2 separate regions of the Mus musculus genome follow, and region 1 is linked to region 2. Evidence: chromatin loops called from intact Hi-C (ENCODE). Cell type or tissue: left cerebral cortex. All regions are shown on one strand. Each heading gives the region's core, and the rest is flanking DNA. Links, peaks and the distances in the headings are about the cores only.

The links. Peaks named below come from ENCODE experiments on the same cell type or tissue, not always from the same donor. Only the 100,000 strongest peaks of a DNase experiment are listed, where the experiment ranks them.
Region 1: a loop joins it to region 2, with 2.1 times the contacts of the local background. A loop is called at or near these places in 3 of 42 quality-filtered maps.

Annotation. Positions count from the first base shown.
Region 1 is chr2:94,048,209-94,060,800 of GRCm38, forward strand. Hsd17b12 (hydroxysteroid (17-beta) dehydrogenase 12) reads right to left here. Exons shown (of 11, transcript NM_019657.4): 7 at 4,046-4,080. Among named protein-coding and RNA genes, the nearest start is that of Alkbh3, 44 kb to the left of the region's middle. In left cerebral cortex, for the core only: a CTCF peak has its summit at 6,794; DNase peaks (open chromatin) are centred at 3,873 and 6,801.
Region 2 is chr2:94,114,906-94,127,497 of GRCm38, forward strand. It overlaps Hsd17b12 (hydroxysteroid (17-beta) dehydrogenase 12), which reads right to left. Exons shown (of 11, transcript NM_019657.4): 2 at 2,525-2,571; 3 at 88-163. Among named protein-coding and RNA genes, the nearest start is that of Hsd17b12, 37 kb to the right of the region's middle. In left cerebral cortex, for the core only: no CTCF peak of the experiment used is centred there; DNase peaks (open chromatin) are centred at 7,492, 7,723, 7,968 and 8,569; H3K27ac peaks cover 1,389 bases.

The DNA.
Region 1 (12,592 bases), core at 2,163-10,162, 67 kb before region 2:
ACATATGTGTCTATCAAAGACCTTTCCATGACCCCTCCTGTAATAGCATTCAGACCTATCTTCTCTAAGGAAAAAATACTCTATTTTGTCTGTATCCCAAATTGAACACTAGCATGCCCTGCAATAATCCCTATAATATATCTCCTTAAGTGGAAATAGGGTGAACATTTGGACCTGGGGCCACAAAGGATTCATCTTTACAATCAACTACTTTGTCTAGCTGTAATCCTCCATCTAAGCAGAATTAGTGACGTCAAACAGTTTCCATGGCACAGCCAGGCTCATGACAACTCTGTTATATCAAGCAGAAGGGCAAAATAGGCTATGCTTAATTGCACACAGAGACAAACATAAGCCAAGCTGGTTAACCTCTCATTTTCTGGAGGCTTGAGAACAATGGGAGCATATTAAGAATTTCTGCTGAAGTTCTGTTATTGAAGACCCATGTTGCTCAGAATTCAGCACATTTCCTAGTTTGTTGCGACAACATCAGATCAACAAACAAAGCAACATTTTCTGTATTTGTAGCTGATCTCACTGCTTACTTGCTAGCCATCACGGGATGGTGACTTGGAGGGACAGATTACTGAGGATCTACCAGAACTAAAATGCTGCAGAAACAAAGCAGAATGATGAGCTCCACTTCAGGACACGCCTCTTCACCTCCAGTCACATCCTTTATTTGTCCTCCCAGAAGCCAATCCATAGGCTGGTTCAGCCCTGTGAAAGCCAGCAGCTTTCATTTACAGATTCCTTACAGCTATGCTCTCTAGGACTCCCTTAGATTTGGACAACTCCCCATGAGACTCCCTTTAATTGTCACTTGGATTTTTTAAAATTGCCAAGTTTTTGCTCTGCAAATGCCTCACTATTCTGCAGGGCTCTTGTAGCATCCCTGTCCTCACCTCTATAAAAATACTGTTGCCTTGGGGGAATAATAGTGTCTTTTGAAAGAAGTCACTGATTCTGGCCTGACTCAGGAAACCTTAGCATCGCCCCACCCTGCATGCAGCAGAGGAGAGAAGAGAGAGGAGCCAGAAGTCAGTCAGTGCAGAGTGCTAACCAGACAGGGCTGTGACATACAGACTCCATCCCAGCTCTTTACATTCCCACTACACAGGAGAGACGACTGAAGTGCACTCTTGCAGGGTCATTAGAGAGTTTTCTAGGCTTAGATGGAAAACGGAAATTGGTGTAGACAGTTCTCTAATTGACTCCTAAGAACACAGAGAAACTATCAAAACAGTGTTCAATGTCAGAGAAGGAATCATGGAATACAGGGTCAGGCATACAATTAGAACCAGCAATCAAATTCTCACACTATACAAATATTGCTTTGTTGAATAAAGTTTGCAAACATTTAGCACAAGAAAGAATTACCTGCCCTACAACGCCATAACATGTCATAATTCCACCTTAAGCAGTACAATATGAAAGAGGCTATTTTTAGCCTTTCCATGGTTGTTATGGCAACCACCTCCTGGCTCCAGCTGTACACAATGTTTATAATTCCAGAGAAGTAGAGAGCAAGTTTCCCGATAATGTAATTATGCATTTTCTATATGTACGGTGATAATACCTTAGTCTGATTATTGGTATTTGTTTAGTGATAGTCAGTTGGCTATAGTTCTAGAATGTTTGGAAAAATCTCATACATCAATGACAGAACCACTGAAAGGGAGGAGGGAGAAGAAACCAGTAACAAAGGCTCTTTCTAAAGGACACTGCTGTTACTCAATGAGAATACCAATCCTATGGAAACAACCACAGAAATAGGTCACCGTGGGGAGGTGTCGAGAGTGGCTAGAGTGAAGCCACTTACAGGTGTAAGGGAGACCACTTCTGGACATCTGTTCACCTGGAGCTTTTCCTTCCTTCTGGCAAACAACTAACACTGCTGCTCTCCTTTGCAGTAAGTTGCAGCTTATTACAGGTGGAGTTCTGGACAGCAGAATGTGATATACACTCCTTCCAGAGCTGACCCATGAAGCCTCCCCTAACATTATTCTGATTCTCTTCCTTTACCTGTTAGCTGGGTGAAAAACTCTTTCTTAAGATAAGACCTTAAAGATTTATGCCAGAGCCCATAGATGGAGGGAGCCTGAGATTCCTCAAGGACAAGGTGGAGAAAAAAGGGGAAAATAAATCTTTAACCTGATAAGCCATGTAGGTAGGGATTAATCTATTAGTGTAGTTAGCACACCTTGACGAATATACCTAATAACTCCTAAAGCTCCATTGGACATAGATGCCCGTTCTAATACAAAGTACTGATTAATAAACTCTACATACATGTCTAACTAGTCCTTAGTAAGCCTCCGCCCAACCCCCATTTTTCTATGACTCTAGCTTTCCACAGCTTCTGATGGCTTTCTACCAGGTCATTTCTCAACCCAACTTAATTTCTTGAACCACAAGGACTGAACTCATGTGGATTCTCCAAGCTGGGTTCTGCTGGATAAGCATGAATTCCCCTTCACACTATTCCTTCATACCCAGTGTCAGCTCTGACCGGGTGCTGCTGCTGGGTCTAGCGATGGCCATAGGTCTCTAGCTCTACCTCTGCACCATGCACTTCACAGCATCTCATCTCACTAAGCTAAAGGGGTGGGGTGGGGTGGGGTGGGGTGGGGTGGGGTGGGGGGATGGGGCTACTTTCAACTAACCCAGTGCACTGGGCCAAGCATTCTATGAATCCAATACTTTTTGCTCCTGGAAATGAGTTCATCGCCATCATTTCCTTTTACATAGTTTTCACCAACAAACTTAAAAAAAAATTCTTTCATAATACTTCTATGGCTTACAATTTTGATGGCCTTGTTTTGTTTAATTGGTGAAGATGGAATACATGGCTTGCTAGGCAAATGATGTAATACTGAACACCTACCCCAAGTCCAAAGATTTCTTTATAACACCATTTGCAGATGTCAAAACTCAGATTAAGACAGTGACCCAAATATCATCCTTATTGGACTCTACTCTGTCCTGGTTCTAGAGTTCTGGCATGACCACTGGCTTGCCCACTGCCAATTTCATGTCCTATCATCGGCGCATACCCTGCCCCAGTCAATACTCCACTTGAAGGCTTTAAAGGGAAACTTTACTAAAATAAGGCAACTAGAATATACAAATCAATACATGTAAAATACAACTACAACTAATTTTGCTGAAAAAGTTTCCCAATTATTGTACATGATCAAAAAAATGGACTTCTGAGCCCCATTCCCTCACAGCCACATGCTAGAATGAAGCAGAACATATAGGTGGAGTCAGTAGCATAAACTGCATTCCTCCCGGTCTGTTAACAGAAGTGGATATTTGATTCCTCCTCTATCAAAGCTTTGATGGAGCTTGAAATTAAAGTAACAAATTGGTCCAACATTCAAACCCAACTCTCTTTGGCAGGTTTTCTTTGAAGGCCTAAGCAATATCTAGATTCTTCTGAGAAGGAGACTGAGAAGTTTAGTTATATTTTACACTCAGTGCTGTCTCACATGTAGAAACGCAACCACAAATTTCTCAATAAAATGAAGACATTTGGGGTATTCTACTGCACCCAATTCCAACTGGCCCTTTCCTCCTAGAGTTAGTTTGACAGTTGGTCACTTCACATCATGATTAGCCTCTCATGTATCCATTCCCCCAGCAAGAATGAGAACACCAGAGGAAGGTATATAGTTTCAGGACATTCTACCGAATTAGGCTCTAAGTAGCTATAGCTTTAAGGAGGCATTCCTAGGAATATCCCAGGAACTCTATCCACCCCCTCAGAATAGCAGGCAATTGAGTTAGTGATGGTGACTCAGGCTGGCTTTTTAATCCTGATCTAAAGGAACCACCACAACCCTAGAGAGGGAAATAAAAAAGTCTAGTGGAAAAGGCCTCCGCCACCAATGACTCATGCTCCACTGTGTGACTCGCCTGGTGCTAAGACAGAGAGTTAGGCTCATTAGTCACTTTAATGAAATTCTCAAAGAAAGGATTCTCCCTATAAATAATAATGAGCTCTGCAAGCACGGTGTTTGTGTGTGAGCGTGTGACTCACCTTTCTACCATGCCAGGCAGCACCAAGCGTGTCACCTGCAAAAGAGAAAACAAAACATTAGTGATGGCTGAGGACACAAGCCACAAAAGAGTGAAAGACACCCACACATGCCAAAGAAAAGGAACTCACGAAGCCAGCCACCATTCTATAGAGAGAGGCTTATCTTATACCGTGTTAGGAGTTCATTAAGAGAATGCTGTGGCAAAGTGAACGTGGCTAAGATTAGCCTTGCCTGAAAAGTAAGGCTGGCATGGGCGCCTTCAAATAACTAGGGCTCTATGGGAAGTGGGCATCTCTTCAGTCCTTCCCAGAAAAGTCGGAACGTTATCACCCGTAACAGCATCCTGCCTACCAAGCTGATGTAAGTGATCTCATCTTAAGGACTCAAGTCATCTTTTCTGAAGGCTTCGGGGGAAGAGGATGCCAGCAGGTGAGATGTGAGTAAATGCCAAGTGCATTCATTTCTTCTGAGGTCCACAGTTATGAGCAAAACACACCGAAACCATCTGTGGCCTCTAGTGACCGACCATGAAAGGTGATGTGTGGAATTTAGCAACTTCATAATCACCGGCCAAAGACACGATGTCAACACAGGCGGCCACGAAACTCTTGGGAGATACTATTCTTCAAGACAAGTTAGAAGTGCAATCTTTGTCAAGAAGACCTCAGTTAAACAAGTCTTGGTTCAGCTTGTTTCGGCTCTCTAAACAACACAAGAAGTTGAAATGCTTGCTAAGTATAGACATTCTAAGCCTTTTATTTTGAATACTATCAACCACCAATTAAAATGATAGCATTTTGATAAAAGATTGTTTTTGATGGAAATATTCAGAAGCAAAAGATCATGAAGACTTTCTGCAGCAAAGTGTGCGATGTGGATGTCTGAGTCCAAGGTGGTGCATGCACTTGTCAGTGTAAGTTGTCACCGTATCAGTAAAACAGTGTGGGCTGACACATCTCCAATTTCAAAGTAAAAGAATATCCTCAGAGTTTCGGGGAAGTACTTCAGTAGAAGTAAAGATTCGACCAAATCTTCTGGCCCAGATAAAAAGGAGAAACTGTAAGAGCAAGCATAGGGTGAAGCTTCCCGCATCGCATCCCTCCTCTTTACACACATCTGTATTTTTACATAACTCATCCTCATAGGGTGACGAAGCAGGCAGCCAGCTGTCCTCCAGCATTTGCTCTTTCCTTGCAGATGAAGGTCTAGAGCACACAACCTTTTTCCCATTCTTGGTACCTCCCATAAAAAAAAAATGTATTACAATTTCTCTGACAACTGCACATGGCCTACAACTATCTAGTTTATAAGAAGTAGGACATACAATGTCTTGGTTGTGGACTCGAGAAGAGGAAAACAGCTTATGTTTTCCCTCTTCTTTGTAGGCAGAATGTAGTAGAGAGAAGGAGCCTTTGTTTGACCCCAAGGGGAACGTGATATACTGTAGGGTGGCAGGAGGGATAAGGGGAGGATACTTACTGATAAAGGAGTCACTGTGTAGTACCCTCAGCCCTGCTCCCCTCAGCACCCTGACTAACTGACCCATTTTGACTTTAACTTGTGATTGTATCTCTGTTATAGGATATAATCAATATTCTTTTTGTTTGTTTTGCAGTGTTGGGCATGAACCTTGAGGGTTTTTGCCCATATTAAGCAGGTATAGGCCACTGCCCAACCTTTTAACCAAAAATTCTAACTAGTAAGATTAACCATTTATGCTGATAAAGACTGACCCATGTTCACTCTTCTCCCCAAAAAGAGAATTCCACAAGCAATAGGTTAAATATTTTACAGTTCTGGGCTTCAAATTCAATGTGATGAAACCAAGTCAAAGTAAAGGTAATGTCACAGTCTATCTTTCCAACAGTTACCTCTCTCTCCTCTTCAAGTTAATACTAATTTCAACTTTGCTAATTTATTTCCCAAGCTTTGTCTTTCCAGAGGCAAACAGCAGCTGTTTAATTCATACCCAGTGATGTAAGGCCACTGTGGGACGCACTCACCACAGTTCTAGTTTCAGGCCTTCCTATGGCAGTGGGACTCTGAGCTAGGTTCTTTTTTTCTGAAGTCAGTATGTTAAATGAAGATCTACATTATATGTTATTACTTTCTTAACTTGGAATGAAGGTAGGTAGGTGTGTGTGTGTGTGTGTGTGTGTGTGTGTGTGTGTGTGTGTGTCATCCCACACATGGGACATCAGAGACTTCTGAAGGGACACTCGTGTTCCCACTATCCTTTTAGGATGTAGCACAACCGAGTCTTCAATGCTTCCCTTAAGCAGGGTATGTCCCACAATTTTGAGCCAAGAACAGCAATAAATTTTGAGGTCATCCATTTTAACTAACCATACATAAGTTTTTGGATAATTCTTTCATTATTTTAAAATGTTTCATTTGTGATCTTCTTGGGGTACTGTAAAAGCTCTTAAGATTAGGCTGTAATGATGATTAAAACTCTTTATATTTACCCCCAAACAAGCAAAGAAACAAAACCTGAACACTCAAAGCAGGAGAGTTTTACAAATTCATAATGCTTTAAGAGACCTCTCTATATAATATGTGGCTAGTTCAAGGAACTGAAATCATAGTTTACAAAACTCAGGAGGTAAAAAGGCATAAAAATAATTTCTGCATATCAACTGAGAACTGGAAGCAACAGCTTTGAGTAAGGAGCTATCCTTCTGTTTTATCTGCAGCCACTAGGTTGGGAGGGAAGAACTCAGGACCCATAATGAGATGCTTCTATGAGCAGACAGGGGGCACTAGTGCTTAGGGAAAGGAGCACTTAGAGCTAGAAGCCAGGCAGAGCTTCACAGACTGTTTTGGTTAAGTTATAAAAGCATAAACAGGAGATCACTTGACAGTAAATAAATGCCAGAAGGAACAAATGCAAAAAAGCAAACCATGAAGGAATAAATATTTTCTATTGAATTACTAGACTTCTTTGTTTGATGTATTAAAAAAATAAAGAGATGTAAGAAAAATATGTACAACTGGTTAGATGCATCATGTAACCTGCATCTGTAGAAGACATCAGGGTCAGACATTCACACAAGTCATTCACACAGGCATACTGTGGAGTATTTCACTGCAAAGGACGAATGCAACCTTAAGAGTATCTGAAAATGGTCTGTATTTATGAGCATTACACTCTGACTAACCAAGGTAACCAGCAAGCAACTGTATCTGAAAGGGGCTCTATTTGCACATTTCACTAGGGGACCGTAATGCTTAGCTAAAATATTAGGAAATTGTCTCCAAACATTTTCATAGAAGTTATTATTACTCAGTTTCCCAAAGCCCCGAGTTCACCAGAAACAGAAGTGAGGAAAATGAAGATGAACTTTAAAAGTGTGCTTTCTCGTGTGTGCATACATGCATGCATGTGTGTGCCCTTACATGTGTATCCATCTGTATTAAGGAAGTAAGACCTGTTAACGAAGAGTAGCTAAGTGGAGCTCAGAAGAGCAGCTGGTTAGCGCTTGTAGTAGCTTTCCTACACAAAGAGGAGAATGAACGAGATTTGTAGGTACCAATTTGACCTGGAGAATTCAAGCAAGTATAACCACAATTTAACTTTTGGCTGAAATACTGGGGAAATATAAACCAGAAGCTTATATTTTCCATTATGCCACACCATGTTTCTGCTCTGGGTGAAAAATTATCCAGAAAATGTTTAGACATCATGAAACTTCACATGATACTTAATTATATTTAAAAATTATATCAGGAACATGTTAAGACTTAAATGCCTTTTTGATTAATTAATATGTACTGACATAACCAAATATATTCTTTCTAAATATAAATTAAAATGAAAGGTTTGAGAAACTCAAGGCAAAAGAATAACAGTGCTTTGGGTAGCTCATTGTTAAAGAGCCAAAAGTACATACTGACTACCTAATGACCAGACAGCACACCAGCAAAGATACAACCTTTACAGGTAAAAGTGATTGATGGTTCTTCTGAAGGCTCACTATTCTCATATTTACTTCTGGATGCAAGGAAGTGGAAGTTCATTTAAAAGAATTAAAAAGTCAGCCAGGAACAACACTGAAAAGCCACAGGAAGTTAAGTTGAACTCTTCATGTTTTTATACAAACAACTAAGGTTTTCATTAATACCTTTCCTGATAATCAAATTCTAAGTCTTAAATCCAACTCCAGGCCATCTGTATTTGGGCATGTGTTACACATCATTTTAAAATATTCAACATATAAGTAGACAGACTTCCCTGTGCTGACATTAAATTCTCTTTAGCATCATACTTACATGGGACATTTAAACTAAGTTGTTAAGTCCCATTTCACTGTGTATTTATTGATTAGGCTCTTGATATCTGGGTATTAATACTCAGATACCAAGTACTGCCATGAACTTTCACTGTGCATCTGCACTGCATCTCACAGCTCACATGGTGTTTCTGGAGCTAATTCATATGCTAATTTTAGGCCATGTGCAGGTGATAATTACTATGCCAGGAAGTTTGTTGTTTCTCTTTACATATTTCCTAAAATGATATTATTACAACTTGTGAGGTTGGTGGTTGAGAATATTAGGTAGGTAGTAGTAATAAACATGAGCTCTACACTTGTTTCCTCTCCCCTGAGACAGACAGCCTCCACAAGTGCGTAGTAAGCAACTTTCACTCCTTTTTGTGGTGGCTTGAAGGAGAATGTCCCCCATAGGCTCCTGCACTGAATACCTGCTTCCCAGGTGGTGCTGCTGTTTGAGGTTTAGGAGGGATGGCCTTGTTGGAGGAAGTATGACACTGTAAGCAGCTTTGAGGGCTTAAATACTCCCGTCATTTCCAGTTTGCTCTGGGTGTGGTACAAGATGTGAACTCTTAGGCTAAGAGTTCACTGCTCCAGTCCTAGGCCTGCAGCTATAAGCCACACTTTCCCACCATAATGGATTCTTAATCCTCTGGAACCATAGGCCCTAATACTATCTTAGTCATGGTGTCTTATCGTAGCAACAGAAAAGTAACTAAGACAGTTTTCCCCCAGGTAGGTCAAAGACACCACAACAGAACTTTTATCATAATGAGACTTTCAAAGTTTGCAGCAAAAAACAAGTTTTTTTTTTTTTTAGTAATGTTTTCATTAATCCACACCACAAAAACGAAGACACTTTAAAGTCTAAAAAGTTAATCTACATTGTTATCTCACATGTAGCTCTAGTAACACTTCATAGGCAAGCTGGCCTACAGTACATAAATGTACACAGACACATGAATGGCTTCATAACAGCTGAAATCAGAATTCCTTGGAGGAAACCACATACCCATTTTCAGGTAGATTTACTGGTACAGATATGTATATTCTAGTTAGAAAAAATATGAAGTTCATTTACCTCATACAAAATCACAATCAGTATTATTAAATCATTAAAAATAGACTTCCTGGCCTAGAAAATACTTGAAAATGTATTAAAATGTAGCCATCTGTTGCCAGGATTACACAGAATTTATTTTCTTCTTAGTGCTCATATAGTTTTCAAATATCTTTGGCAACAATCTTGCAATGCTTTTATAATTAGTAAAGCCCTTACAAACTTATTTCTTTAAAAAACAAAAACAAAAAAACAAAACCAGAAACAGAAACAAAACTGTCAAAGCCTACTCTGGGTATCTCTACTTCTGCAGTGGCAGTCACTGCTGACAGAAGGAACCCAGGTACCTATCTAGGTGTTTCTACTCTTTGGTATGAAAATTGATATAACACACATTACTTTATCACATAACTTCTGGTACTTGGTCATCTGTTCCAACACTGCTATAATGCTCTAAGGCTCTAGTGAAAAGAGCCAGACAAGGCTCTGCATTCCTTTAGTCACAGTACTCAGTTAGGAGTTAGGAGGATTATGAGTTCGATGGTCCACACCAGGTTCCATGCCAGCCCAAACTATATAACAAGGACTTATCTCAAGAAAATGATGAATCAGTCAAACTTAAGATACTTGATTCAATAAGATCTGTGTCACTACTATTTGTGACTAGCGAAGTAAACAGAACAAGCCACCCCAGAATCTAGGCTCAGCTTCCAGAAACCAGGTTTTTCATGAGCAATGTCAGAATATCTCTTATGGCCAATAGGTTCACCTTTGCCCTAATTCAGACCTCAAAGAAACATACTGAAATCAATCAAGTCTAGATTTAGGCAACTGAGAAGTGGAGCCAATATAGTTTAGAAGGAACCAGTTTCTTACAAAATCTGAAACATGAAAATCTGAAACAAGTGTTCAACTGAAATAAAGACATCTTAAAATCAATCATAGTATAGATGTGAAAAGTAACAATAATGTTCTACAATGGCCTCTCCCCCATCTTTTGAGAAACTACTGGAAGCCACACCAGAATGACACAGCACACACTTCCTTTGGCAAACAGTATAATTTGAGCTGCAAGGAGGTGAGGAAGTGAGAACATAGCTTAATTAGAAGTTCTTAGAATCTCACCTGTATAGCTAACAGTATTTATTGCACAAGGGTGGAAAACTTAATTAGACATAGTTTTGAGAGCTCTGAGATCTTACAATGTTATTTGACTTTGCCTTTTCATGGTGCTTAGGTCATTGAGGAAGTTCAAGAGTTCTTTTAGATTGGAATGTTGCCCCAGGCCACAAATAAAGCTTTTCCTTGTCCAATACATTCTACTTTGATCCATATTAAAATAATATAATGAAAAGAAAAAACTTTCTAGAACACAGAAATTAACGATGCCAAACCTAAGCCCCTGATTTATACATTCCAAGCAAAGATTATTAAGAGGAATGAACAGAGTATCATCCGGTGTTTCCATGGTACAATGTTTGAGTATTTCAAGTGCTCCTATTATCTTTTCCCCCTAAAACAAAGTGACAATTCCTTAAAAGTGACAGATGTTGAAAAGAGAAAACAATTCCTAAAGATCAAGTCCCTGTCATGTTTTCACACATATGAAAGACATTTTCCTATAAACTAGGTTCACTATGAGCTAAAAAGAACCCCAAACCCAATCAACAAGGGTGTCTTTATTTTCAGAAGAAGGCGTGGAAGAAGTGCTGGCCCGTGTTTGGAAATAGTTTGCCTCTGCTGGGTCTGAGGCAGCCTGCTATTGCCATCCCTAAGGGCTGAATGTACTGCATACTTGAAAAGCTTTAGTAGCAGGCGACAACATGTACTGGTAGTCCTAGTTTCAAAATGAACTGACTAAATATTAACTTCGAATATTCTCACCCAGAAAAGCAGTAGATGGGCAAATCGGTGTTGAAGGACACATCCTACTTGGGATTTCTTAGTTTCCTGAAGTTAACTTAAATTGTGGAAGCAGAATATGAGGATACCTTTCTAGCAAGTTCCTAAATTAAATACAATTAAACTGAGGAACAAAACTCTCCCCGTAGATTTCCAAGCTAACACAAGGCTCCCCCTGCTGGTACCGTGTCACCTGCCAGAGGCATATCCATGCAAGAAAGAGAAAATGAATGCTTTGGTACTTTCTACCTGTTGACTATTCATCCAAACATTCACACCGTGGGCATGGCACAGCATTAAGCACTTTTGCTAACCACCTACAATGAAGGCACAGTGATACAGAAGGAGAAAACTTGGCTTTTTAAAAGTATGCAATAAGTGCTTTGAGGGTAGCAGGCAGATCAAGCAATATTGTTTTGACAGCACTCATCTAAAAAAGAGAGCCATCTCTCAAGGTTCTATGTGGATTTCAGAGAATACCGAGAATGGGAGATGATCTGAATGCTTGTGCCCCACAAAGCTCATAGGTGGAAACCCCAATAGCACACTAAAGGTGGAGACGTTGGGAGATGATCAATGACCCCACAAGGACAGGGATCTGATAAAGCTGTTCATTCCCCTTCACCATGTGAAGAAACACTGCAGGCACCAGGCACCAGCTATGAGGACAGCCCCCTGGATCCTGAACTCTTCATCCTCCCACACTGAGAGAGATGCTTGTTGGTTCTTTATATCCGACAGTCCGAGGTACTTTTGTCACATTAGCTGCAAATGGACTGAGACACAGGAGGCTGACTTGGTCCAAACCAATCCAATCTTTCAAGCTCACTAAGTTCAAGTAGACCAAAGACTTGGAATCACCTGGTGAGGAACTCACACTCAGATATCTAGAAGCACTGCTCAAACAGCAGAGAGCAGCAGGGGCTAGAGAGCCCAGGCTCACATACTCAGCTGCTTTTCAGTTCCTTAGGTCTGTATCACATGATTTTCAGATTTTTCCCAAGAGAAGCTATAAATCTGAATGTGAAACTTTCATCTTTTAAAAACAGAACTGACCAACACAAGCTGGTAGTCCTTATCCAGCCACAGATCTGTAACTTCTGACCTAAGGAATTCTCCCAATTTACTTCAACTAATCCACATTTACCATTGTAGGGCCACACTTAGAATCACTGTGATTTTAAAGAACGACAAGTTTTAATTTTTAAAATGCATTCATCTGTTTGTAGAAAAGCCATCAGTGTGCACTTGGGATAAGGCAGGGGACAAGTGTCAACATTCATGGTGCCCACTCTGTGTAGACAGTTCTA
Region 2 (12,592 bases), core at 2,598-10,597:
ACATCAAAGGAATGTGCCACGGCACTGCTTAAAACATGACTTAGAGTAGTTATTTTGGTGATATAGGTTTAAAATGTACAAACTTACTGATGTTGTTGGAAACCTGATTCAGTTTATCTTGGGACCTGCTGATCAGGACAATCTTCATTCCACGTTTTGCTAACTGCAAACAATGAGAGACCTGAATTACACCTCTGAAGTTTATTCTAAAACATAAATTAGATGAACTCCCATTTTAAGAAAAACCTCACTAGGTGATAAATCATACACACACACACACACACACACACACACATACACACACACACACACAAGATCTAAAATGAACAGTTTTCAAGAGATTGCCCAGAACCTTAAGTGTCTAACCAAGCATTTAAATCTCAAACCACTTTGGAAGGATGGTGGCTTCTACTTTTTATATTAGGCCTATCTACATGGTATAGACTTTTTTATATTGTTATACATCTAAGAATTCTGTCATTTCAAGTTTAGGATTTAAAAAGTTGTCATAGGCTAGATACACAGAACAAATATCAGTGGGCCAAAAAAAGAAAACTACAGTTAAAACATTAGCAATTCCTACATCACTCTTAAAAATTTGCATTTGGGACTTGTGGTTAATCTTCACTGTTGACTGGAAAACACACTTGCGAGTGTGTCTATGAGAATGACTCTAGGAAAGTTTAACTAAGGAGAGAAGACCCACACTAAACATGAGCTTCATCCCATGGGCTCCTGGGATCACTGTTAAAAAGCTGAGCACAAGACTGGAAGTCAAACTAAGCCGGCCTTAGGTTGCTTCTGCCACAGTAGTAAATAACACGGGCATTAAAATTAAAGGGCAACCAAAATAAAGTACATTAACCATTGTTAATGAAAAAATTAATGAAGAATTTCTTGAAGCAAATCTACATACATATACACACAATACTATGTAATGTTGCAGAGTGACAAACATTCACAGCAACGTGTTCTTGTCATAGACACACAAATAAAGAGGTAGAGAAAAACATTAATAGGCTTAACACTTTGTACTGAACGAACAGACAATTTACAAATGAGCAACACCCTGGATGATGTGAAGTATAAGTGATTCAGTAAACTAATTCCCAGTTATAAATCCTAAAGTCAGCTTTTATTAAGTAACAAGTAATATTGCAAATGAGGCTGTGGAAGATCATTTTTTATAAAAATAACAAGGCCTGGTAATTTGCTAAATTAATCTGCTATAAAAACACTAAAGAATCCATTAGCCTATATTGATACTTTAAGAAAAAAAGAGAAACACATTAACAAAGGAGGAAGGCCAGGAAAAGCTCTTATTTATAGAAAACACCAACCAAGCATGGTAGTTCAAGACTATAATTCTAGAGGGAAGACTGCCATGAGCTTGAGGTGAGCCTGAGCTACATACATAATGTGTTAGATATAGTCTAGCTTAGGCTACAGAGGAAGAGATAAATTAGAAAAACACTACTTAAATTATGGTACAGTAATTCAGGCAAAATCGTCAATGGGTATAAAAAAAATTAGACTAAAAATTAGCTAGAAAATAGGGTATATATAGTCCCCCAAATATGTCATATACCCCTATTACTTTTATAATGAAGAGTTTTGTTAAACAACATATTAATAAATTGTTTGCCTTTACATCATCAGTAATGGAGCACATGGTGACTACTGCCTCTTGATAGGATGAGGTCAAGAGGATTAATATCACTTTTATTACCATTTCTGTTAAAAATGTTTACGCTGAATCTAATCTTGAGACAAATTCAATTTTGTCTGCAAAACAACTGACTTGCATTTCTCAAAGTGCCACTTTTGTAAGGAGCTGAAAGAGTATATGCCACTAGTAAGGCTCCTTCCTCCCTAGCACAGGGACTGAGGTCAGCAGGACGGCTCAGTGAGTAAAGGGACTTTCGCTAGCAAGACTTGAATTTGATCCCCAGGACCCACATGTTGTAATGAGAGAATTGACTCTCCCCACAAGCTGTCCTCTGATCTTCACATGCATGTTATGGTATGCATGCATCTACAAACACACATACACAAATAAATAAATGTGGACTAGAGAGATGGCTTAGCAGTTAAGAGCCTCTGTTCTTGCAGAGGACCCAAATCCAGTTCCCAGCAACCAAGTCAGGCTACTCACAACTCCCTGTAACTCCAGCTCCAAGGGATTCAATACCCTCTTCTGGTCTCCTGTGTGGTGCAAACACACACACACACGCACACGCACACGCACACACACACACATACTCTCTCTCTCTCTCTCTCTCTCTCTCTCTCTCTCTCTCAAAGTCTTTAAAAACATATATATACATAGGAGGCAAAGGATCTCTGTTGAGTTTAAAGCCAGCCTGGTCCGCCTATAGTTCTAGGCTAGCCAGGGCTACATAGTGAGACCCTGTCTAAAGTAAATAAATAAAACAAAATAAATGTAATAAAATTTCAATCAAAACTATTGAAACAGATTATTCTATTTTTCTTATTTTTAAAACAAGTTCTGAAAATCACCTACCTCTTCTGCATATGCTTTTCCAATTCCATCAGTGCCACCTGTAACAACTGAGATACAAGAAAAATAGTTTAGTTTGAGAACTACACGTCCAGCTAGAGCCCACCAATGACACCCAAGAACACCAGTACAATATTTGATATGAAAGAGCAATATCCAGGGCTGGGTGTGCAGCTTAGTGATAGGACACTGAACTTTCCATGCATGAGGCCCCAGACTCAACTCCCAGCGAAATAAATACATACATAAATAAGCAACACCAGTATTCTAGTTTAGAACTACCTATCTAACACAACAACTCAAATTGAAAAGAATGAAATACCAAGCGTTGGCGAAGATATAAGGAAACGGAAGCTCACAAGAGCTTCATACCATGCCAGTAGTATCAGACTGACACAATCATTTTGGAAAAACTATTTGTCAATATATTTAGAGATGTTTGTCTTACAAGCCAGCGATCTTCAAGAGAAGAGTGCCTAAGTAAGATCTACCAAAAAGATGTCAGTGGTAGCTTTGTGTTTTTGCTATATGCTAGTAAAGCCTAAATATTAATCTATAGAAGAATAAGTAAACTAATGTATAGACATACAACGTATAATTAACAGTATTTAAATGAACTGTGATATATATATAATACTAAATGTGACATTACGGTAAGTGAAAAAAAGATATTTGTTTCTTAGTGCCACTCAAAGAAATGTACATTTATGAGATACCTGTTCAGCCACCATCTTTCCAGAGTTTTAAAAACTTTTTAGAAAAGTAAAAAATAAAATAAAATAAAAAATAAGGGGAACAAATCTTTATGTACCTATCTATGGTGAAGCAATGATCAACTTCAGATTAATCTTACTCCATCTATACAACCACACCCTCTCATCTCAGATTTTAGATTTTATTTTTAAAAATGTATTTGTATGTCTATGTGTTGGAGTGAGGTTTTTGTATACTGTTTGAAGATGTGTCTTTGTCCTTCCTTGTCTGCCTAAGGCACCTTCTGATTGGTTAAAATAGTCTATACACTATAGCGAAAGGCAAAACAGTAAGGTGGGATTTCTGGACATAAAGAGGAACTCTGGGAAAGAGTGAGATACCAAAGATTTGCCACTGAGACAGACACTGAGGAAGTCAGATGAATGAAACTGAGGGGAGGTCACTAGCCACATGGCAGAACTTAGACTAGTATAAATGGGACACAGCCTCCCAGAGCATGCATGGCTTTCCCAACTAGGACTTCCATTCAAGTTCAGGTTTTACTATAAATACACAGGAGGGAACCCAATCTTTAACTCTCCTCCCCAAACTAGAGATTGGCAGGTTGGGCCATTACCACTAGGCTCAGATCTTCAACCTCTAATGACAGAGTCTTTCTGGCATGAACAGTAGTTCATTAGCCTCAACTGCCAAAGACTCACCTGGAGTAACAAAAGGACTTAGGAGTAGGCTCACATATGGCCTTTCCTCCATCTCCTCATCCTCCCACCCTCTTTCTCCCTCCCTCTCCTTCTCTACCACCCCCCTCCCTGGAAACAAAACCAGACAAAGTCTTTGTTGCACAATTATTATAGTTAAATATCCATATAAAACCAAACTCTAGACTGTAATTACATTTTACTTCCCAGTCAACTTTCTATCTTTTCTGAATACAAATTTGTCCCTTCCCCTTTGTATGGCTTTTTAAATCCTCTTAGATTCCTAGAAGTCCCTCACTTTTACTGTTGCCTGCTTCTTTACAACAGGGTCTCATGTAACCGCAACTGGCCTCCCGCCATATGGGAGGACCTTCTTTCTCATCCTTGAATCTATACATACATTATAGATAAATACATTCCTGTTTTAACAACATCTTGATACAATTCTCCACACAATGGACTCCATTTCAGCTCTTAGGAATGGCTTCCCAGAGCATTTGCGCTCTCCTTTCTACCTGCACTCTATAAATGACTTACTTGGGACACCATCTTGAACTTTTCCTGCCTGCCTCCCTCCTGTGCTGAAGCTCAGGTTTTTAGACCAGGCTTTCCTGTCTCAGTCTGATAGTAGACTTGACAGTAACTTCCCAAGGAAAAAACACATGGAGTCACTTTGATAAACATTTTAAAGATTTTTAAAATAAATTTTTCTATTTTTCAGATAGCTTTAGATGCACATTTTTAAAAAGTGAACTAGTACAAAGATTTAGAGCCTCTATGCTTAGTCTCAGTTCTCCTGTTAACACCCTACATGATTATGTTACACTTGCCACAACCCATAAACCAACAACATGGCACCTACACTCCATACTTTAGTCAAACTTTCTTGCTTGTCACAGAATGTCTGTTTTCTGTCTTAGTATACCATCCAGAATAAGATTACAGTTCCTTAGCATCTTCCTTATGTTACGATGAAAATCAATGGTTTTACTTATCTTTCATTAATTAAAAAAAAATTGTGTGTGTGTGTGTGTGTGTGTGTGTGTGTGTGTGTGTGTGTGAGACAAAGAAACTGGAAGTGGTGAGCCTCTTTTATGCACCTCAGCTCTGCAATAATTAGTGTTATACGATGGTCAGACAATTGGGGGGGTTCAGTTTTTCAGGACATAAACTCAATAGTATACTTTTCATAATATACAACACAAACAAGTAATTCTTAGTCAATCAAAGAAAAAAATCATCTGATGAATGTAGGGGAAAATGAATACATGATTTGAAGAAGGGTGACAATGTCCTGTTTCGCTTTAAAGCTACAACCTCATAATGAGTGAGTTTTAAGTTGTATTTTTATATAAATAACACTGTGGTTCTTACTAAGAAGATTTGATATACTCACTGTCAGGACAGTTAAACTCCACTGTGAAATTTAGGAAGCTAACCAAATCATCACTTTAAATCAAGAGTCGGCTGGCAGCAGCTTCTACAGAATTAGAGAAAGGTTTTTCTTTTTAATTCTTTTTACTGTTAAATTTTTCAGTCATGTGCAGGCATTGCCTTTCCAAAAAGCAAGGCTCTTTACTAATACGCATATAAAGTTAGCAAAGCTACCATTCATCTCTCCCAGGATCTCCTAAAACAACTTCTAGTGCATCTGCATCTCGTTTTTTTCTTATTCCTCCCTTAGTCACTCTCCTGGGCTCAAGTGATCATTCCACAGTACAAATCCAAATGTCACTTTCCTGCCTAAAACCTGTCAGTCATGTCTGTCTGTCCCCACAGTCAAACTGGCAAGCCAGCGACTTCAAAAGGAGATGATTAGTAACGTTTTAAGGATGAATGAGTGAATGAATGAATGAATGAATGAATGAGTGAACTCCCCTTACCCTTATCCTTTACAAAGTCCTTGACATGTTTCCCTTAACCTCACACCAATCATGCTGGAATGTGTCCACTTCCTGCAAGGTAACACTCTCTTCACAAACACGATCCTCTTTATTCTCAATCTATATTATGCTATGGTTTAAATTTGATCTTTGTAAAATTGAGGTGTTGAAATTGAATGTCCAATATGATAGTAGGCCAACATGGGGCCTTTAAGAAGTGTTTATGTCATGAGGACAATACCTTTTTGCATGGAATTCATCAGGGCTTCACAGAAGCCTGCAGCCATAATTAAGCCTCTCTGCCCTGTGCCCTTGCCATGCAAAGAACTGTATTCCTGAGGTACAGCAAGTCATTGGACTGGAGAACACTTTCATAGTACAAGCAAGCTTGTTGGCACCTTGATCTTGGACTTTCCAGCATGAAGCACCATGAGGACTTAGGTTTCTGGCTTTCTAAATTTCTGCAGCTACTCTGGCAGATCAAATGGACTGAGCCATTCACAGCAAGAGTTCTGCTTCCATCTTGGAGGTTTTCACTTGAACATCCTTGCCCCTTCCTTAACAACCAGACTATCAAGATCTCACAATTCTCTATAATTCTCCTTATGACATTAGTAACTTAGGGTTCCACAGGACTGGGTCTGTCTGGGTCTCCAGAATTTAACTGATAGGACAGTCACTGGTTTAAAAAAGAAAAGCAAAAGATAATTTAGGCTGGAAAGACAGCTCAATGGTTAAGAGCACTTGTGACTCTTACAGACAATCTGAGTTTGGTCCCAGAACCAACATGATGATTTATAAACCATGTACAATTCCAGTTCCAGGGAACCCAATTCCCTTTTCTGACCTCAATGGACAGGCATACACATATATACATATATATACACACACATATACACATACATGTGTATGTATATATATGTGTGTGTATATATATATATGTATATAATACACACATACATGCAAGCAAAACACAGACATAAAATTATCTTAACAAGATGATTCTTGAGGCTTTGCTGAAGAATAGAAGGATACATGAATGAATGAATGAAAAAGATTCTGAATGGAAAGCTGGCTTCTTGCAACAAGACTCACTGTTTCATTCACTCCTTATTTGGAAATAACACACTGCACCTCCTCTCAACATCACACAAGAATCTACCATCTAAAATGAGATTTTTTTAAAAAATGTAATTTCAAGACGCTTAACTTGTTTATAATGAACTTGTTAGATATATACTTTCAAAGGAGTCTATGGATTTCCTTGAAAGGAGCTGGTCTGCAGTGACCCATCCCAAACAGAATTAGAAAGGAAAAGTACCCATTTTAGATTAGTAAAGGATTCCAAGTTCACTATTCTCATCCCTAAGATTTGCTTCTTGGGTTAACAGTGGGTATCCTCGGATCCCATTTTGCTATGGAATAAGGGGATACATTTAGACAACTTTCCACGTGATACACAAAAAAGCTCCCTTGTGTGTTGGGGAAATACAAAGGATGGCCATGAGTAGACCGAGGTGAGAAAGAAGAGGAGATGGGGAAAGGGGACTTTTAAAAGGCTCATGTCTGCACAGATAAATATAACAGCAAGACCCACATTTGCAAGCGTCTGAGAAGATGAGAACTGACAACTATAGAGAATATCCCAACTTGGCATCCAGAAGTGTTTCGCTTGTTACAGATTACATAAAATACTGGCAACTGACCAGTTCTTCTTCCAGATTTTATACAGTCAACAAAAAGTACTTTAGCTTGTATAGGTTAAAAATATTCTACTCTTTTTGTCCTCAACTTGCTAGGAACAGATATTTTTAGTAAGAGCCCAATCAACCTTATCAAAATCAAACATCAAAAATAGACTAGAGAAACACTGGAAGCAAGCGTGCTATTTTTAGCTCTCCATCTTTTCCCTGTCTCTGCCCACTAAACTCTGACTGCAGAGCCCATGCCTAAGAGCTTACTTATTTCCAAGCAGCTTCCTTTTGTGACTCCCCACTCCCCTGCAACACCTAAATGAAGAAAACACTCGACTGATTAAAGATTAATACTGCCACAAACCATGACAGCTGCCTTTCCCAAGTGCTTGGGGTGGTGGGAGGGATAGAAAATGACAGAAGGCTTGCTTGCATCAGTATTCCTCCTGGGGATCTATTGCATGGGAAGAAAATTGCTATTTCAATTCCCTTTTGTTGCTAAAAATAGCAGTCTCCATTGATTCAGGCAAACAGTCTACAGGCTGAGCAGAGCTGAATTTAGAAAGCACTGAAGTCCCTCAGAGCAAATGCTAACGTAGTCTAACATATGCCAGCTCGTATTTAACAAAGAACAAAGAAGAGAAGCATGCAGGGTGCAAGTTCATAAAACACCAGTAACTTCCTGCATTTTTATTAAAAAGAGAATAGTGAAAGTGATATAAAATAAGAACAGGCAGTAGGAACTTTTTATCCCTAGTCATAATTTAGTTAAAAATTATTATTTTTAGGAAAAAGTAAATTTAGGACTAAACCAAGACACATGGACATTTTCCATAACTCCAGTTTGGGGTCATATCCATTTCTTTCCTAACTATAGAATATAGATATCCACTTTACTACAGTCCTAAAGCAATATATTCTTCCTTGTCTCTCAAGCAGTTCTTACAGTTCCCCCAAGCATCCGTCTCCCACTCTAGTTTTCACTACCTCTGTCTGAGCCAACAAGATACTGAGCCATTTATAGTGTGCCATTTTAAAACACAGACCAAACTCAAACAAGCAAACAGAAAATACCCAAGCACCTCGCACTACTGCACCCATCGGTTCAGAACAGAGACAAGAACTGAAAAGTGGAATCCTCTAACAGAGGTGAATCGCCGGCCAGCTTCAAGATTGCTGCCTGATTGTCACTTTGCGTGGTTAACTGAAGTCCTTTCCAAGCAATGATTCATTCCAGTTAATGGCATGTCTTCTTTAAAAATGCAAACACTATGTAAGAATTAAAAGGCTATCAATCCTCATGGAGCCATGTGATTTCATAAAGCCAAATTGTTCATAGCTCTCCTTACCCAAAACATGAGGGCAGAGCAGAGGAGGCTGCAGAGAGCAGGGGTCTTAATAGTTATCACCTTTGAGTCACAGGACACCATATTAAGACACCATATGCAAAAGGCTTAGGCTTCTGTTATTTTAATACATACTCAGAAAATAAATCACTAAGCTCATGAACAATAATGCCAGGTTCAAAACCCCAAATTCTGTTGGTTTTTTGATTTGTAAAGTTAACATTGTCTATCACACAGAATCCTGCTAAAGATTCAACAACTATTGAGTAACCACCATACTATACTAGGAAAATATTAAAGAGAGCAATATATATCATGTGTTTGCCATAGTACCTAGACGCAGTAAATGAAATGAAATGAGGAATATTAAAAGAGGAGAAAAGATAAAAAGGAAAATTACTATTAATACTCCTTTTCTCAAGGAAATCGCTATTAATCTTGCTTCACGGTCCCATAAGTTAGCAGTAAACCAGTCACTGCATCACTCACTCGACACTACTCCATACTGTGAAGTCTGTACTTGGACTGCTCTCACAGCTAGAATAGGCCTTTTACATAAGCTGGAGTTTCCTAAGTGTCTAACATGTGTCAATCAGTAGCAAACACTTTACAAATGCCATCTTAACAAGTTGTTTCAGCAGCCCACAGGATGTAATTGCGAACTGCCCAGACAACACCATGAAAAGCAAAAAAAGAAAGGAGGGAAGGGGGTTGTGATAATATCTAATTTTATTGATGAACTATCTCAGAAGTTAAACAACTTGCCAAAAGCCATACTGTACCAAATCTCATCACTAGAACATGAATCTCCTATACTAGGAAATTTGCCTTATGAACCTGCACAGATGGATTTAGCAACTATACTTACATGAATGCTCCAATGTCTTTCTCATTAATCTAATGATGCTAAATCCCACTTTATGTTTTTCTAGTCCTAAACCAGCTTCCCTCCGGCCAAACTGCTCCCTGTTTCCCAAATGGAACACAACAGGGAGTCAGCTCCATGTGTGCCTGCTATTCCTCAAACTGACAGACACATTCTTCTTTATTCTCCATCCATACCAACCACTTTTAATAACTTGAACTTCTAAGCTTTATGGACCACAACAATCATCAGATGTGGTTTCTAGAATTCCAATCCCTAATTAACTTCCTAATAGGAGAGACTAAATAATGTGTTCTCATTCAAAATAGACACACACAAGTTCTCTAACTTGCTAGTCTGGTTCTTTACACTAATCATTAATTACATCATAAAATGTGCTGGAGCTGGGATGACAGCTCATTTGGTAAAATGGTGGTCAAAAGTTCCGAGTTTTCACCTCAGCTGGGTGTGCTATTGTAATCTTAGTGCTAGGGAGGCAAAGACAGGAAGACCCCCAGAACCAGAGTCTCCCACTGAATCTTAATGATTACATACTGCCACTCACATAGTTACTTTGTGGACCAAAGTCAGAAGTTCATAGTTTCTAGCAAGAAAGATTCCAGGGTTTTGTTCCAGACTGAAATACCATTTCACCAGCTGTCTCTCTTTCTTGTCCTTACAGACAAATAACTCTGGTCTAAGTTACTTCCCTAACCTAAGTCTATAAGAGGAGAACAGTGATAGTGTTGGGCAAAAAGTATCAGCAGAATTAGAGGACCATGAAGTGTAGTTCTCTCTCATAGTCCACAACTTGCCAAACTCAGACCTAGAATGTCAGGACTCTTTATGAATGACCAAAAGGATGAAATGGGACCTGAGTCCTTTCTGTGGCCTGGGAGGAGATGTGACATGCTGAGCTGCTTGGAAGATCATTAATTGGCAACTATCCAAACCTTACAAGATTACTACCTGGCATAAAGCTCTCTGATAAAGGACAAAGATATACCACTGCCCCTTCCATGGGCCTGTCAATCACCGAACGGGGGGTGGGGGGGGAGGACCTCAAGAAAGCTGTCCAGGGAACTAGAGAGAGAGAACACAGCAGTACACAACACTTGCTACTCTTTTTCAGGACCTGAGTTCAGTTCCCAATACCTACATCAGGCAGCTTACAACTACCTGTAACTCCAGCTCAAGGGGAAATGCTCTCTTCTGCAGTCAGCTATTTGTTGTACACAGCTTTAGAAACAGTATAGACTACCTATAATATATAGTATGTATAATGGTCTCTGTGACCACCGTCTACGCTCACCTTTAGTGTTCTGCACAAGTTCTATAATGACTGTCCACTCTCACCCTGAGTGTTCTGCCGTCCCGTGAGTCCTGTAGTCACTGTCCACTCTCATCTTGAGTATTCTGATCTGCAGTGGCCCATGAGGCCACCCCCATCCCCTCTCACCCTGTTCTGCTCTACAGTAGTCCTATGGTCACCGCCACAGGACAGTGTGATTTTTTTATCATCTTTATACATTTAGAACTGCATACTATACATTACTATCAATATTTATTACAATATCTGTTGTCGTAAAGAAACAAAATTTTTAATAATCAAATTTTATCAAGAATTGTAGATATGTGGCTCGTGACTGCTTAACAACTCATTAAAAGTCGTTTGAGATGGTAACGCCATTCTTTTTTTATAACTTTCTTTGTTAGTCTTGTGCCACCTAACCCACACTCTAAAACCATGCTATTTGGTCACAGTCTAACTTAAATAGGTCCTCCTGTACAAAGCTTTCTACAAGTACACCTTCTAACACAGCAATACATTTTTGTTTGTTTCTTTGTTTTGTTTTTTCGAGACAGTTTCTCTGTATAGCCCTGGATGTCCTGGAACTCACTTTGTAGACCAGGCTGGCCTCGAACTCAGAAATCGGCCTGTCTCTGCCTCCCAAATGCTGGGATTAAAGGCGTGGGCCACCACCGCCCGGCTCACAGCAATATTTTTATGTTTTTTTTTAATCTCTCTAACTAGATCATAAATTTCATGAAAGAGGCAGAGTTGTGCTTTTACTCACAGATGAATCCTCTGTGCTTTGAATAGTAACTGCCAAGCACATTATCAATGAATATTGAATAACCAACATTCACCAGGCCTACCCTGGTTTCTCTGATGATGCATAAATTCTTATCTGTTTAAGCCACCAGTCAGCTGTCCCAACTTAGAACTGGGAAATTCCTGAGTGCTGAAGCATTACAGAAGACTCAGGACACCTACTATCCCCCCCAGTGTTGCCACTGTCCCGAAATGTAATGTGCTCACTGTTCCAGGTACTAAAAGTGGTCATGGCCCGGTGGAGGCAGGGGTGGTGTTTTCTGTTTGTTTAGAGGTGTACAGATTTGATTTTGAGTCAGAGTCTCAGTACATATCTCAGGTTGGTCTTGAACTCATGATCCTCCCACCTCTGGGATTGCAGTTGTGCAACCTGGCTAACATTAGGTATTTTCTGCACATTGCTAAATAAGCAACACTCTTTCTTTTTTACAATAACTTTAAAATTATCTATCAGTTTTATCGATGAAAATTTACAGGTGGGTCTCAGAAAATCTAACAAATTTGCCCAAGGTAATAAAGCTAGAGGATGGGTGGCCAAGTTACAAACTTTAAAGCCCACAGTCTGATAGTATAGAATGCTATACTATCACCAATGTAAAATATCACATCTAAGTCTTTGCTTCTCAAAATAGCTGTGTGCTCTGTAAGTCAGGAGTCCTGTTTCCCAAGCCACTGCATCCAAAGCAACTAGTAACATGGCCCTTAAGTTACTATTCAGTAGATATATGTTAAACAGGTAAGTGAACCCCAATCCT